Regions from separate parts of the Homo sapiens genome. Here region 1 is linked to region 2. Evidence: read pairs that join two places in POLR2A ChIA-PET (ENCODE). Cell type or tissue: B cell. All regions are shown on one strand.

The links. ChIA-PET counts read pairs that join two places held together with the same protein. Peaks named below come from ENCODE experiments on the same cell type or tissue, not always from the same donor. Only the 100,000 strongest peaks of a DNase experiment are listed, where the experiment ranks them.
Region 1: POLR2A ChIA-PET joins it to region 2 with 5 read pairs; 4 of 35 experiments call an interaction of 5 or more read pairs at or near these places.

What each region holds. Positions count from the first base shown.
Region 1 is chrX:71,100,929-71,108,928 of GRCh38, forward strand. FOXO4 (forkhead box O4) reads left to right here. Exons shown (of 3, transcript NM_005938.4): 2 at 1-812; 3 at 1,149-2,604. The coding sequence ends at 1,156. It overlaps CXorf65 (chromosome X open reading frame 65), which reads right to left and starts at 5,812. Exons shown (of 6, transcript NM_001025265.3): 1 at 5,604-5,812; 2 at 5,412-5,498; 3 at 5,072-5,209; 4 at 3,841-3,909; 5 at 3,370-3,476; 6 at 2,961-3,184. The coding sequence starts at 5,628. The coding sequence ends at 3,059. IL2RG (interleukin 2 receptor subunit gamma) reads right to left here. Exons shown (of 8, transcript NM_000206.3): 6 at 7,671-7,767; 7 at 7,349-7,418; 8 at 6,476-6,993. The coding sequence ends at 6,808. RefSeq lists enhancers at 1-104, 391-440. In B cell, no CTCF peak of the experiment used is centred here; DNase peaks (open chromatin) are centred at 2,613, 2,763 and 4,853; H3K4me3 peaks cover 1,910 bases; H3K27ac peaks cover 6,078 bases.
Region 2 is chrX:71,420,607-71,428,606 of GRCh38, forward strand. TAF1 (TATA-box binding protein associated factor 1) reads left to right here. Exons shown (of 38, transcript NM_004606.5): 29 at 703-770; 30 at 2,511-2,633; 31 at 3,368-3,460; 32 at 3,548-3,632. It also overlaps the pseudogene PABPN1P1. Among named protein-coding and RNA genes, the nearest start is that of TAF1, 58 kb to the left of the region's middle. In B cell, no CTCF peak of the experiment used is centred here; no DNase peak of the experiment used is centred here.

The DNA.
Region 1 (8,000 bases), 320 kb before region 2:
CCACTTTGCCAAGTGGTCAGGCAGCCCTTGCTCTCGAAACCGTGAAGAAGCCGATATGTGGACCACCTTCCGTCCACGAAGCAGTTCAAATGCCAGCAGTGTCAGCACCCGGCTGTCCCCCTTGAGGCCAGAGTCTGAGGTGCTGGCGGAGGAAATACCAGCTTCAGTCAGCAGTTATGCAGGGGGTGTCCCTCCCACCCTCAATGAAGGTCTAGAGCTGTTAGATGGGCTCAATCTCACCTCTTCCCATTCCCTGCTATCTCGGAGTGGTCTCTCTGGCTTCTCTTTGCAGCATCCTGGGGTTACCGGCCCCTTACACACCTACAGCAGCTCCCTTTTCAGCCCAGCAGAGGGGCCCCTGTCAGCAGGAGAAGGGTGCTTCTCCAGCTCCCAGGCTCTGGAGGCCCTGCTCACCTCTGATACGCCACCACCCCCTGCTGACGTCCTCATGACCCAGGTAGATCCCATTCTGTCCCAGGCTCCGACTCTTCTGTTGCTGGGGGGGCTTCCTTCCTCCAGTAAGCTGGCCACGGGCGTCGGCCTGTGTCCCAAGCCCCTAGAGGCTCCAGGCCCCAGCAGTCTGGTTCCCACCCTTTCTATGATAGCACCACCTCCAGTCATGGCAAGTGCCCCCATCCCCAAGGCTCTGGGGACTCCTGTGCTCACACCCCCTACTGAAGCTGCAAGCCAAGACAGAATGCCTCAGGATCTAGATCTTGATATGTATATGGAGAACCTGGAGTGTGACATGGATAACATCATCAGTGACCTCATGGATGAGGGCGAGGGACTGGACTTCAACTTTGAGCCAGGTACAGTACCCCCTAATCACCACAGCACCTCATAGCCTATTACCACTCCTAGGTGCCCAGCTAGTCCCATGATCTGGGCGAAGGGGAGATTTAGGACAAGTGGTAGCCAGAGCTCCTGGGGAACTGGAGGGAAGATGTCATATTACAGTAGCATAGTTTCCGGATGGGACCTCCAGGCCCCTTAGCTGTGCCCAGCCCTGCAAGGTAGCACAGAAAAGGTATGTGTATGGAAGCGGGTTAGGTGCCACCATCTTCTTTGGTGGGAATCTGGATGATAGAATGTTGGCAAGCCCCAGGTAAGCCTCTTACCTTGTTCTCTGTTTCTTCTTCCCACAGATCCCTGAGTCATGCCTGGAAGCTTTGTCCCCTGCTTCAGATGTGGAGCCAGGCGTGTTCATATCTACTCTTTACCCTTGAGCCCTCCCCAGGAATTTGGGACCCTGCTTTAGAGCTAGGGTGGGGTCTGGTCACACACAGGTGTTGAAGAAATTATAAAGATAAAGCTGCCCCATCTGGGGACGATATGGGGAGGGAGATGGGAGGGGAAAGGGGAGAGGGTTTTTCTCACTGTGCCAATTAGGGGGTAAGGCCCCCTCTCAGGAGCCATCATCGGCTTTCCCCATTCCTACCCACTTAGGCTTTGTAGCAAGATGAGCAATGCTGTTGGAAATGTGAAGTCACCAGTGGCCTTACCCCTGCCTTTGGGAGCAGGATTTTTTTGTAGAGAGTCTTATCTGAGCTGAGCCAGGCTAGCTGGAGCCTGGGATTTCTATGCAGTGGCCCCTTAGGCCAGTGATGTGCGGTGGGTGGGCTGTTTAGGGGATCTGGAAGGGCCAAGGTCTGAGCACTGGAGTGGCTCGCCAGGCCAAATCACCCTTAGAAGGCTGCAGATAACAGAAAGGCTTTTTATAAACTTTTAAAGAAATATAAACACAAATATAGAGATTTTTTAACCATGGCAGGGTGCTAGTGGTGGGCAGAATGCTTTTTTTTCTTTCTGAAGGCTTTGTGATAGTGACATGATACAAACACTACAGACAATAAATATTAGGAGACACAGGGAAGTGGGGAGAGGTGGGGAGTAATAGTAAACACAGGGAAGAGCTCCCCTACGGACCAGGTATAGAGAAAGGTCTATGCAGAAATAGGTTAGAGTTTCCCTAACAAAAAAGCTAACCCAGGTCCCCTCATTCCTTCAACTTGTGCCTGGGAGTGTGTGGTGTTAGGGTGCAGCCACACTCTTCTATGACCCAGCATGGGTTAGTGCTATGGTGGGAGAGTACATTGAAGGCCTGGAATTAGCTTGGGGCCAGGGAAGGGACTGGGAGGGGAGAGAAGAGAAGGAGGGAAGGATTTAGGATGGTAAAGTTAGGTACAGAGACCTCCCTGTTCAAGGCCCCTGACAGCTGTCCCTGCCCTTCTTCCCCTTCCCTGACTGCAGGGGTTATGTGGAAGTGTGTGTGGCAGCAGGCAGCGGGGAGGGGAGGAACAGGGAAGGGGGAGCTGGGGAGCTTGGCTGAGGGTCTGGGAAATGAGCAGGGATGGGGGGGGATGTGGATCAGGTTTACTAGCACCTGCCAGGGAGGCCATCTGGGGCTCCTTCTCCACCCCAGCCCCCAAAGCAGCCCTTCCCCCAGTGCCCTTTGCATCGTCCCCTCCCCCACCCCTGCTGTGGGTTCCCATCATTTCCTGTGTCAGCGCCTGGCCTACCCAGATTGTATCATGTGCTAGATTGGAGTGGGGAAGTGTGTCAAATCAATAAATGAATAAATTCAATAAATGCCTATAACCAGCTCTGGTTTCTGCTGCCTTGCTTCTCCCCTTGGATAAGGGGGAGGGAGGGGAAAAGGCAAAGGGCGGGAGGAAGAAACTGCCCAAAGGCAGAGACATGGAGGAGGGTGGGGGAATTTCACCCCGGGGAGGTGGTGGAGTGTGGGGGTGGAGGGACACCTAACCCCTGCAGGAGTAGGCGGGCTGTGAGATAGGCCTCCCAAGGGGAGGTAGTCTGGTTTGAGAAGACCCCACCCCCTACTCCGTTCCTCAAAGGCTCATTGTACTAGACTTCACAGCCTTCCTCACCCCCACCCATGTGCTTGCCCCAGCCCTCTCCTGCCGCTCCCATCCACCCTCAGAGCCTCCTAGGTGCCTGGGGCGTATGTACTCAAGCCTTAGTGCAGATATTGGGAGAAGGAGTCTTTCTAGAAAAAGAAATCTCACGTTAAATTCCAGTAATTTCACACCTAGTATTACTTCTTTTGCTTGGTGGTTTTATTGAGTTGGCGACCTTTATTCTTCCTGAAGTCTGGTCTGTTCCTAAAGGTCGGAGACTTGCGAGTGGACTTCTTTTTGTCTGATCGTCCTGATTGCTTGGACTAGAAAAAGAAAGTAAGTAAACAAAGAGGCCCCTGCAGGGAAGGTTTCTACAACCCAGGGCCAAAGGAAGGAAAAAAGAAATTGGAGGCAGGAAATTCATCTCAGAGGGCTGGGGTGTAGGAACATTCAGTCGGCTGGTAGGGAGAGGGGGGTGCTGGGGCAGATCACATTTGGCAAGTCTTACCGGGACACTCGCAGGGGGTTCAATTATAACGACCTTCTTGGCTTCTTTCATTTTAAGCATCTGAATTCGTCTCCTCTCCAGGGCATCACATTGTATGCGCAGTGCAACTAAGAACAAGGAAAAGGCACCTGCACCTCTGAGAACTAGAGACCTTACCCTTCCTGATGCTCCCATTCATTGTTCAAACCATCAGCTGGAGCCCCACTTGGCCTAAGATGGAAATGATGGAATGGTGACAGGGAGATATACGGAGAAGATGGCCAAGAAATGGGGGAAGTGGGGAGTAACGCATGCACATTCCACCTGGTGTGAGCTAAACGTCCCTCCTAAAGTGGACCTGGACCCTGCCCGCCTTTTCCTAGGCTCCTATCATCTGACCTACCATATCACGCTAGTCCCACCCTACATTCTCCATCACACAGCTATATACTGTACCCTTCATGTTCTTCCCTCCCCCATCTCACTTCTTACCAAGCAGCCAAGGCTCCGGATTCTTGAGGAGAGGCACAAAAGCTCTGTAAGCATTCTCCAGCCTGGTTCCTGTGAACATAGCCATGTGCTATCTCCAGCCCCTGTCATCCAGTCTCCACCCTTCAGAAGTCCAAGATTCCAGGACCTAACACTAAAGACTACCCGCCAGATGCGGTGGCTCACGCCTGTAATCCCAGCATTTTGGGAGGCCAAGGTGGGCGGATCACTTGAGGTCAGGAGTTCCAGACTAGCCTGGCCAATTCGAGACTAGCCTGGCCAATTTGGTGAAACCCCATCTCTACCAAAAATACAAACAAACAAAAAAAATTAGCTGGGCATGGTGGTGGGCGCCTGTAATCCCAGCTACTCCGGAGGCTGAGGCAGGAGAATCACTTGAACCCAGGAGGCAGAGGTTGCAGTGAGCCAAGATCATGCCACTGTTTCAGCCTGGGTGACAGAGCAAGACTCCATCACAAAAAATAAAATAAATAAATAAATAAAAATAAAGACTACCTTGCCGGGCACAGTGGCTCACGCCTGTAATCCCAGCACTTTGGGAGGCTGAGGTGGGTGGATCACCTGAGGTCAGGAGTTCAAGACCAGCTTGGCCAACATGGTGAAACCCCATCTGCACTAAAAAATTAGTTGGGCCTGGTGGCGGGTGCCTGTAGTCCCAGCTACTCAGGAGGCTAAGACAGGAGAATCGCTTGAACCTGGGAGGCAGAGGTTGCAGTGAGCTGAGATCGCGCCATTGCACTCCAGCCTGGACAACTGGACAACAAGAGCGAAACTCTGTCCCAAAAAAAAAAAAAAAAAAACCTACCTTGAGCTGGTGGATATTTCTTCCCCTTAGGTATGGACCTAGGGGAGAGTATGTGTGAGGTAACCTATTATTATAGAGGCAGTACCCTTCCTTAGGCTGACTAGAGATGGTCAATTTGGATCTGGTTGAGGGTGTTCTGTTGTTTGAGGGTGTTCTGTTTTTTGTTTTAATTTGGTTTTGGTTGTTTTTGGTTTTGGTTTTGGTTTTGGAGGCAGGCTCTTGTTATGTTGCCCAGGCTGGTCTCAAACTCCTGCCCTCTATCGATTCTCCCGCCTTGGCCTCTCAAAGTGCTGAGATTACAAGCATGAGCCACTATGCCCAGCCTTGGATGCCTTGTTTTAAAGATAAGGTTCATAATCTATCTTGAAGGCCTTATTCTATTTCTGGGGAACACTCCTGAGCCTCTACCTGGTGGCCCACGTTCCACCTTACAAACGTAGTAGGTGCTTCGAGCTGTAAGGTATTTGCTGGCATACTCTGCATGATTGGGCTTCATCAGGAAAAGCATCTTCATTTTCCCCGTTTGTTCACACAAATCGATGGTGTCTGGAGGGAGATCACAGGGTAATTGGGGCAGCTAAGGAAAGAGAGTGGGAGCAAAAGGGGCCAGTGATCCTATACAAAATGGGTTGGAGGAAGCTCTAAGGATATGAGGAACTCCCTTCTTGCCAGGAGGAGGGCTTGGGGGTTAGAGATGACCCAACTCCTTCTGACCTTTGGCCATTAGTCCCCTCCCTAAGCTCCTCACTTGTTTTAGGCAACTTTACTTTACTGCGGATGTAATACAGCAACACGACGACAGCACAGTTGGTATTGACCAGAAACTGCTGATTATCTGAGAAGAGATAGGATGGGACACATGGGCCCATTTCTGTGATCTCCACTGCCCTCAGATCCCTCCACCCCCATCCACAGACTCTAGTTCTGTGCTGCCCCTCACCTCCATGTTTGATGAAGATGAACATGCCCTCAAGATCGCCTCACTCTTCACAAAGTGCCCTGATGAGTCATGCAGAAGGAGGGTGTTCTAGAGGCCTTGTGTGGGGCAAATAGGCCTATAGGGTTGGTGGACTAGAGAGGCAGATGGATTTCATAGGCTGAGGATGCCCAGGCTGGACAGGCAGGAGAGAGCTGTTGATAGTTGTGGATAACCAGTATCCCCAGGGGTGGGGCCTGAGACTGCAGTTAAGGGATTATGAGGTCAGAAGTGGCAGGTGTGGCCAAAAAGTGGAGTAAGGGTAAGGAGAGAAAAACTTGGGTGGGGTATGTTAAAGATTAGTTGGAAAGGGGGGACAACATGGTAAGTCTAACTTTTTTTATTTTTTTTATTTTTTTAGATGGAGTCTCCCTCTGTCGCCCAGGCTGGAGTGCAGTGGCACAATCTTGGCTCACTGCATCCTCTACCTCCTGGGTTCAAGCGATTCTCCTGCCTCAGCCTCCCAAGTAGCTGGAATTACAGGAGCACACCATCACGCCTGGCTAATTTTTGTATTTTTAGTAGAGACGGGGTTTCACCATGTTGGCCAGGCTGGTCTCGATCTCCTGACCTCGTGATCCACCCGCTTTGGCCTCCCAAAGTGCTGGGATTACAGGCGTGAGCCACCACGCCCAGCCCATTGTAAGTCTAACTCTAAACTAAACCCTGGAATGAGTGCAGGGCACCTGGAAAAAAGTCAGTTTCCAGAACAGTACTCTTTCTAGCAAATTGGTAATACTCCTGCCTCCACAGCATGAATGTACTACTCCTTTTTCTTCCCCTCCCACCCTCATTGCATCCCAGGCTTCCCCTGCTCCCCACCCCCATGACAGACATTTTTGATGATTATCAACAGAAACTTTATTTCTCATCGGTTCAGGAACAATCGGAGGGTAGATGGAAAGAGGAAGGGAGGGAAAGAGGGAGGGAGGAAGAATCCTGCGAAAAGGAAGGGCCAGACTGAGGGAGAAGAAAAACATGTTCGGGGCAAAAGGGTAATTCTCAAGTGGGGAATGCCAAATGAAGGGGTGCTTACATGGGGGCACAAAATTCCAAATCAGCCACAGTGGGGTGAGGTGAGTATGAGACGCAGGTGGGTTGAATGAAGGAAAGTTAGTACCACTTAGGGCTACAGGACCCTGGGGTTCTTCTGTCAGAGGATTGGGGTTCAGGTTTCAGGCTTTAGGGTGTAACATGGGGGGGCCCAGTAGGGGCTATGCTGGTTGCATGGGGAGGCCCCAGGCCCCTCCCCAAGGGCCCCTCCTTTTGGGGGAATCTCACTGACGAGGCAGAGTCGTTCACTGTAGTCTGGCTGCAGACTCTCAGCCAGTCCCTTAGACACACCACTCCAGGCCTAAAGACAGATATGTCCAGGTCAGGGGTCAATTAGGGGCAGGAAGTAAAAGACCGAGCTCTGTGCCAAAGGAGTACTCATGATGTCTGCAACCACTGTAATTGATTACAGAAGGGATACACAGGCTCCTGGGCCCCCAATACCAGTTGCCATCTGCCTCATTCAATCTATAATCTGCACTTCTGTGTGTGTCTCTCTCTGTATAGTCCATGCCCCATTTGGTCGGCCACATCCTGACAGTTAGTGCAGGGCCTCCTTCCCTCTCCTCTCTGCCCCCACCCCCACACTCTGTCTGTCTTGCTGGCAGGCAGTTGGCAGTTGATAGACTGCAGCATGCTTATGACAGCGTTCTCACCGAAAAGTTCCCGTGGTATTCAGTAACAAGATCCTCTAGGTTCTTCAGGGTGGGAATTCGGGGCATCGTCCTGACAGGGGAGAAAGAGGGAGCAGGAGCACATAGGTTAAAGCTTTTTTATCACCCTTCTCCCAGTTGTCCCATATGAAATAAAGTGATTCTGTGTTCTCTGTGCCTGTGGCTTCCTTCCATCACCAAACCCTCTTGGGTAATCTCTCATTACTTACTGTCTCATCCTTTACTCCTAAAGACCCTGCAAAACCCTCCTCTGCTATTGTCAGCTACCGTTCCCCTCATTTTTCTGGGCTTCTCCAAATCTCACCGTTCCAGCCAGAAATACACACAGAGAAGGCTGATAATCAATCCCATGGAGCCAACAGAGATAACCACGGCTTCCAATGCAAACAGGAAAGGATTCTCTATAGAAAAAAGAAAAGCAAAGTGGACCTTATATTTGTTGTGCCCCTACTACATGCCAGGCACTGGTGCCAGGCACCGCGCTAAAGACATACTCTCTGTTTAATCCTCACAACAGCTCCTGTGAGGCAGGAACAATTACCTCCATCTTACATCTTAGGAAACAGAATCCAAGAGTTTAGGGATGTGGCCAAGGCCAAAGAGGTAGTATGTGGCACAGCCTAGATCCAGCTGG
Region 2 (8,000 bases):
TTCCTCCATCTCCCTAACTCGAGCTTTGATAGCTTCCAGCTCCGGATCCTCAATGGCGCTGTCTTCCGGGTCACCCTCGACCAGTCATGGCTCCTCCTCCTCCTCTTGGCTGCCAGGGGCTCCCGAACCAGGCCTGGAGCTCCCGTGGGGGTGGGGGGCGCAAGGCCAGGGCGGCTCCTCTTCAGGCTTGGGCTCCGGCTCGGGGTCCAGCGGCAGCTCCTCAGGCTACAGTTCCTCAGACTCCAGGCCGTTCCCGTAGTCCCCTACGCCCCCCGGGGCCCCCTCCCCGGCCTCCCCACCGGCCCCAGGCACAAGATGGCGCCACCGCCCTGACCCGGAGGCCTGACCGCCTGCAGCCCCAGCCGCCCGCTGCCGCCTGCTCACTCTTTAGGCATTCTTAAAGAAATTATTGCTCCCCTTCCATAGTATTATGTTTGAGGTATTAAAAGCAGCAGTAGTACTACTGTGTGTAGATACACACAAGGAAAGAGTTAAAGTTAGTTTATTCATTCATATTGTGTAACTGCTATGTTTTAGGTGCTGGAAAATGGACATAAGTCTGGTGTATCTGTCTAACCCATCAGTTAGCCTGGTGCCTGACACATTTTAGGTTCTTAAGTAAGTGCATTAAAAGGATAAAGAAGTGTTGGCAGCTTTTGCCTCCCGTTATTAGTGGTTTCATCTCTTTCTGTTCCTCTACAGGGCCAAAACACTCATTGACTCAGATCTCTCAATCCATGCTGGATCTCTGTGATGAAAAACTCAAAGAGGTAAGACAGTTAGAATGAGAGAAAGGCAGTGGAATTTGAAGGTGGGGGTGGGATATCAGGGTTTAGGAAGTAGGGAATTTAACAGAAGGAAAAATATATGCGGGAGTAGCAGATCTTTAGTATATGTGAAGGCTGGAAGGGACTTATAGAACTCATAGGCCAGTCCCTTTTGTAGATGGAAAAACTGGGCCCGTAGAAGAAAAGTATTTGCTCTGGACATCTTGACTATTAACAAAGTTAGAATTAAGATCCAGCACCTACATAACTCATTAGAAAGGGCAAAGGAAAGTGAGTTTCCAGGAAGTCAGCTGTAGCTAAGAGACCAGTCAATGTTTTAGGAAGAATTTTCATTTTTTCTTCATATTTTTAACCAACCAAGCAGCAAGTGCTAGAAGTTTTAATTTTTAAATGATAATCTATCTATATTCCCTCTTCTTACTGAAAACAATTAATGGTACTTTATAAACCTACAAAAGTGTAAGTATGAAGTAGACATTTCACAAAAGAGGACAACTAGCCAGTAAACACGGAAAGATTCTCAACTTGATTGATTATTGAGGAGATGCAAATTTAAACCACGATGTCACTACATACCCACTGCAAAGGCTAAAATTAAAAAGACTGACAATACTAAATGTTGATGAGGATTTGGAGCAATAGGAATACAAACTTTTTCCTACTAGAGTCTAAAATGAATTTATTGGGTTAGGTCCCATTACGCAAAAGTCACTAATCAGTAATAATGTTTAGTGTTTCCAGCAGTAGTTTTACAGCAAAAACAGAGAGCATGATCTTAAAGCCTAAATTGCTAAAGATGTTTTTTTGTGTGTGTGGGGAGCTATGATGTTGACACTCAGGGAAGTATAAATTTTGGTGAACCAGAAGAATAGAATGTAGAGTACCTAAAGAAGTTGTTGACACATCCTTTTTGACCCTTTTACTGGAATTTTTTTTTTTTTTTTTTGAGACAGGGTCTGGCTCTGTCACCTGGGCTGGAGTGCAGTGGGATGACCTTGGCTCACTGCAACCTCCGCCTCCTGGGTTTAAGTGATTCTTGGCCTCCCGAGTAGCTGGGACCACAGGCGTGTGCCACCACGCCCAGCTAATTTTTTTTTTTTTTTGTATTCTTAGTAGAGATGGGGTTTTGCCATGTTGGCCAGGCTGGTCTCGAGTTCCTGGCCTCATATGATCCACCTGCTCGGCCTCCCAGATTGCTGGGATTACAGGTGTGAGCCACTGTGCCCAGCCTGGAATATCATTTATCTTGACTTTTTGTCATTCCATAGGCAATTCAAAGTTACACTTTCTGGGGCAAGGGTAATAGATAGCTAGCTGAACTTAAATTATCCTTAATTTATTTTTTATTTATTTATTTTTTTTGAGATAGAGCTTCGCTCTGTCCACCCAGGCTGGAGTGCAGTGGTGCAATCTCGGCTTACTGCAAGCTCCACCTCCCAGATTCACGCCATTCTCCTGCCTCAGCCTCCTGAGTAGCTGGGACTATAGGCGCCCGCCACCACGCCCAGCTAGTTTTTTTTTGTATTTTTAGTAGAGACGGGGTTTCACCGTGTTAGCCAGGATGGTCTTGATCTCTTGACCTTGTGATCCGCCCGCCTCAGCCTCCCAAAGTGCTGGGATTACAGGCGTGAGCCACCACGCCCGGCAAATTGTCCTTAACTTTTCTATGGTGATCACACCTTAGGGAAACCTCTGTCTTGGCTTTGCTTTGTTTAATTTCAGAAAGAAGACAAATTAGCTCGCTTAGAGAAAGCTATCAACCCCTTGCTGGATGATGATGACCAAGTGGCGTTTTCTTTCATTCTGGACAACATTGTCACCCAGAAAATGATGGCAGTTCCAGATGTAAGCTGTCTCTGTGCCAAATACTGTGAGGATCGTGCAGGGGAAAGGAAAAATGTTTAGGGTGTACACGTGTGTGTATTTTGGAGAGTCTGAGTGGTGGTGTATGTCAGTTGTGACTGGTATGTGATTTTAAATATTGACCTTTTTGCTATATGGGTACATTATCTTTTTTTTTTAAGAGTACATTATCATTGAAATCAAAGAGGCCAGGAATCTTTGGATGTAGGGAGGTTTTTGCTTCCTGTTGTTGACATTCAGTATATGAATGCTCCTGAATAGCCCTGTAGAGAGAGGATGCTAGCGAATGTGAGGCTTTTGATTTAGAGGTGCTTCTAAGCAAATGATGCTTTGATAATTAGACACCATTGGTTGTCTTTTATTTCATTTTTATATTGTTACAGTGATCCTCCCCAGGAATTCTCAACAGAGTTTCCTTTTGTACTATAGGAATGTGTTCTATATGTGTAATGCTATAAAACTTCTCGTTGGGACTAGGGAATAAGGAATTTTAATTATGACTATACAGCAAGTGTTTTTATCCTATCATGGCATAGAAATCCTTAAAGGAATCTATGAACCCCTTACATTATAAACAGAAGTTTTGTATGATTATGTGTTTTTCTAGGAAAAGAGTCCATAGCTTTTTTTAGGAATATTTGTAACCCAACAAAGGTGGTGAAATTCTCGTATGAAGAGTGGTTTCCATTTAATTTCTTATGCTTTCTATTTACTAGTCTTGGCCATTTCATCACCCAGTTAATAAGAAATTTGTTCCAGATTATTACAAAGTGATTGTCAATCCAATGGATTTAGAGACCATACGTAAGGTGAGTGAGTGATTTGATCTAAATGCCTTTTTGTAATCAAGTGACTGTGTGTGTGTGTATCTGAGTGCCTGATTCTTTTCATCACAGAACATCTCCAAGCACAAGTATCAGAGTCGGGAGAGCTTTCTGGATGATGTAAACCTTATTCTGGCCAACAGTGTTAAGTATAATGGTGGGTATTTCTCATTATTTTCTTTCCATGAATCCGTCCATCTTCTATCCATCTAACATTACTTAGCATTATTAAAAAATTTTTTTTTGAGACAGGATCTTGCTCTCTTACCCAGGCTGGATGCTGTGGTGTGATCATAGTTCACTGAACCAGGCACACGCCACCGTGCCAGGCTCTTTTTTTTTTTTTTTTTTTTTTTTTTGGTAGAGACAGGGTTTTACTATTTTGCCCAGGCTGAGCTCAAGCAATCCTCCCACCTCGGCTTCCCAAAATGCTGGGATTACAGGTGTGAGCCAACACGCCTAACCAGTATTATTAAAATTTATGTGCGTAAAGCAACCTTGAGCAGTGATAGCAGAATCAATTGAGTGACCTAGTCTTTCTATTTATTTATTTATTTTGAGATGGAGTTTCACTCTTGTTGCCCAGGCAGGAGTGCAATGGCACGATCTCGGCTCACTGCAACCTCCACCTCTCCCAGGTTCAAGCAATTTTCTTGCCTCAGCCTCCTGAGTAGCTGGGATTGCAGGTGCCTGCCACCATGCCCAGCTAATTTTTGTATTTTTAGTAGAAACGGGGTTTCACTATGTTGGCCAGGCTGGTCTCGAATTCCTGACCTCAGGTGATCCACCTGCCTCAGCCTCCCAAAGTGCTGGGATTACAGGCGTGAGCCACTGCTCCCAGCCAGTCTTTTTTTTTAAAGCAAGCATATATTTTAGTGTGTATGTTCTATAAAGATTGCTATTAGCCGTTAATGATGAAAAAGTAGTATACGCTTACTTTTGGAATCTTGGAAAGCACAGAAAAATGAGGTGAGCATAAAAATCAAATGGATTTTTATCCATTTGGGCTCTGAGCTATCACTGCTTTTTCCTGGAATGTGAAAACTCACCTATGTCCCAGGCCCTTACATGGAGCTTAGGGAAATGGGTAGCTATAGACCATGGTGAGCTTCCTTGGTGCATGGAGTTTTGCTCAGTACATGAGTTGATTGAATAACATATGCCAGGCCCTGTGCTAGCTGCTTAATCTACTGATAAGAAAGACAGTCACTGTCCTCAAGTAATTCACAATCCAGTTGGCAGAAAGAGACAATTAAAATGCAGCTTGGAACCAGGCATGGTGGCTCATACCTGTAATCTCAACACTTTGGTAGGCTGAGGTGGGAGGATTGCTTGAGGCCAGGAGTTTGAGACCAGCCTGGGCACACATAGCAAGACCTTCCTTGTCTGTATAAAAAACTTATAAACAAAAGCTTAGCTAGGTGTGGTGGTGAGTGCCTGAAGTCTTAAGATATTTGGGAGGCTAAGGCAAGAGGATCACTTGAACTCAGGATTTCAAGACTGCAGTGAGCTATGATCACGCCCCTGCACTACATCCTGGGCAACAGCAAGACCCTGTCTCTATAAATAAATAAAATAAATAAGTAAAGTGCAGCTTGACAAGAGCTATAATAGAAGTATGTGCAGATTGCATCAGACGAGAGCAAGGAATAACCTGAGAGTTAGGGAAGGCTTCATAAACGAGCTAATATAGTTCAGTTTTTAATGACTCAATTTTTAAACATTGAGTACTTACATGCGCTGGCACTGATAGATGTTACTAATATCAAATTAGATATGGTCTCTGCTCCAAGTTAGTTTAGTTGGAGAAACAGAAAAGAAAAATTATAGTACTTAAATTTTATTACTATAAGCATGCACAGAGTGTCACAGGACAGTATATCTAAATTAGAGTGGGGCTGGGTGCGGTAGCTCACACCTGTGATCCTAGTACCTTGGGAGGCCAAGGCGGGCGGATCATTTGAGCTCAGGAGTGCAAGACCAGCCTGGGCAACATAGTGAGACCCCATCTCAGAAAAAAAAAAAAAGTGGGGTTAGAGGAAGCTTTCTGGAAGAGGGTTTTCTTTCTTCTTTTTCTTTTTTGTAAATAGAGATGGGGGTCTTGCTGTGTTGCCCAGTCTGGTCTGGAACTCCAGGGCTCAAGCCATCCTCCCATCTTGGCCTCCCAAAGTGTTAGGATTACAGGCATGAGCCACCACACCCATCCAGAAGAGAGTTTTCTTAAGCTGAGTTCTGAAAGATCAATGGTGTTTACTTGGCAAAGAATGTGGAGGAGAAAATGTTCTAGGGTAGAGAGAACAGCGATATGTAAAGGCACAGAGGCCTGAAATTGCATGATAGGTTTAGGAAACAGGCTGGGTGTGGTGGCTCACGCCTGTAATCCCAGCGCTTTGGGAGGCCGAGGCCGGCGGATCACCTGAAATCGGGAGTTTGAGACCAGGCTGACCAACATGGAGAAACCCCGTCTCTACTAAAAGTACAAAATTAGCTGGGCATGGTGGTGCATGCCTGTGATCCCAGCTAGTCGGGAGGCTGAGGCAGGAGAATCGCTTGTACCCTGGAGGTGGAGGTTGCAGGGAGCCGAGATGCCGCCATTGCACTCCAGCCTGGGCAACAAGAGTGAAACTCCATCTCAAAAAAAAAAAAACAAAGAGACAGTGTTGGGGTTGCAGTTCAAGTGTACATACTGGTAAATAACTGTTTTGAGAGGCAGGCAAGAGTCAAATCATAGAGGATTTTGTGTGCTATACTTGAGTTTGTACTTGATCCTAAATGGGAAAACATTGAAGGAATGAAGCAGGGAAACAATTTCTTATAATTCCTTAAACAAATAGAAGAGGGAGCTAAGGACGTTTGAGAGAATTATCTGGCGTACTGAGGTTCTCAATTAAGAATCCACATGATTATAAGACTTTTCTCCTGTAATTTTTAGCAGTAAGTAGTACGGCTGTTAAGTTTGTCAGAAGGGGCAGAGAACTGGAGAGAAAAGGTGAAGGATTGGACAGTCAGAAAGACTGATGAAGAAATAAGCATTCTGGGCAGAGAACACAATGTTCAATATCATGGAAGAATGAAAGAGCAGGGCAAGTTCAGGGAACTATACGTAACTAGAACATGCATATATCATTAAGGAGATGAGATTTTCATTTTTGTTCATTCTGGTTTGGGTTGAAAGAATGTACTTTCTCAGTTTGCTGTGCTTATTACACATTGGAAAGTGGAGAGTGGAAATGTCCCTTGTTGGGTCAATTATCCATTATTGTTTTATGAAAACACCTAATCACCCAGAATTCTGGCAGTAGAAGTGTTGGTAAGCTCACAGATGTCTAAAAAAGACTATGTATAGCAAGTGATAAGCAAGAGTGTTACAGAAAGGTACTTGACCTGGTGATGGCTGACTTAGGACATAGGGCAGACTTAACAAGGAGCTTATGTAAAACAGTAAGAAAAACCCAGAAGATACTAATAAAAAAGTAAGCAGAGGGCAGATGGACAAATCACAAAAGAGAAAAATTAAATAGCTAACAAACATGAATAAATATTCTGTTGCACTAGTAATCCAAGAAATGCAATTGGGCCAGGCATGGTGGCTCATGCCTGTAATCCCAGCACTTTGGGAGGCTGAGGCAGATAGATCACCTTAGGTCGGCAGTTTGAGATCAGCCTGGCCAAGATGGTGAAATCCCATCTTTCCTAAAAATACAAAAATTAGCTGGGCGTGGAGGCGGGTGCCTGTAATCCCAGCTACTCAGGAGGCTGAGGCATGAGAATTGCTTGAACCTGGGAGGTAGAGGTTGCGGTGAGCCGAGATAGTGCCACTGCACTCCAGCCTGGGTGATAGAGTGAGACTTAGTCTAAGAAGGAAGAAAAAAAAAAAAGCAATTGAAAGAAAGAGATACTTTTTTTTTTAAACCTATTAGATTAGCTCAATTTTTTTTTTTTTTTTTTTTCTGAGATGGAGTCTTGCTCTGTCGCCCAGGCTAGAGTGCAGTGGCGCGATCTTGGCTCACTGCACCCTCCGCCTCCCGGGTTCAAGCAATTCTCCTGCCTCAGCCTCCCAAGTAGCTGAGATTACAGGCTCCCGCCACCGTGCCTGGCTAATTTTTGTATTTTTAGTAGAGATGGGGTTTCACCATCTTGGCCAGGCTGGTCTCGAACTTCTGACCTTGTGAGCCACTGCGCTTGGCCAACTCAATTTTTTAGTAGACATAATGGTAGTGAGACAGGTGCTCTCACGTATTGCTGTTGGCAGTATAAAATTGTGTGAGATTTCTGGAAAGCTATTTGGCAACATTGAGAGACTAAAATAAATTGTTGAGTGAACAGACTTTATTGTCAAGTAGACTTGGATTTGAACATTGGCCCCACCACTTAATAGCAATGTGACTTTGAGCAAATAACTTAGTCTCTGCTTCTCCTATCTGTAAAATAAGAATAATAGTACCCCCCTTCAAGAGGGTTGTTTTGAGGATTAAATAAAATAGTGCATGTAAGTACTTACCATGTGGTAAGATTATAATCCTAA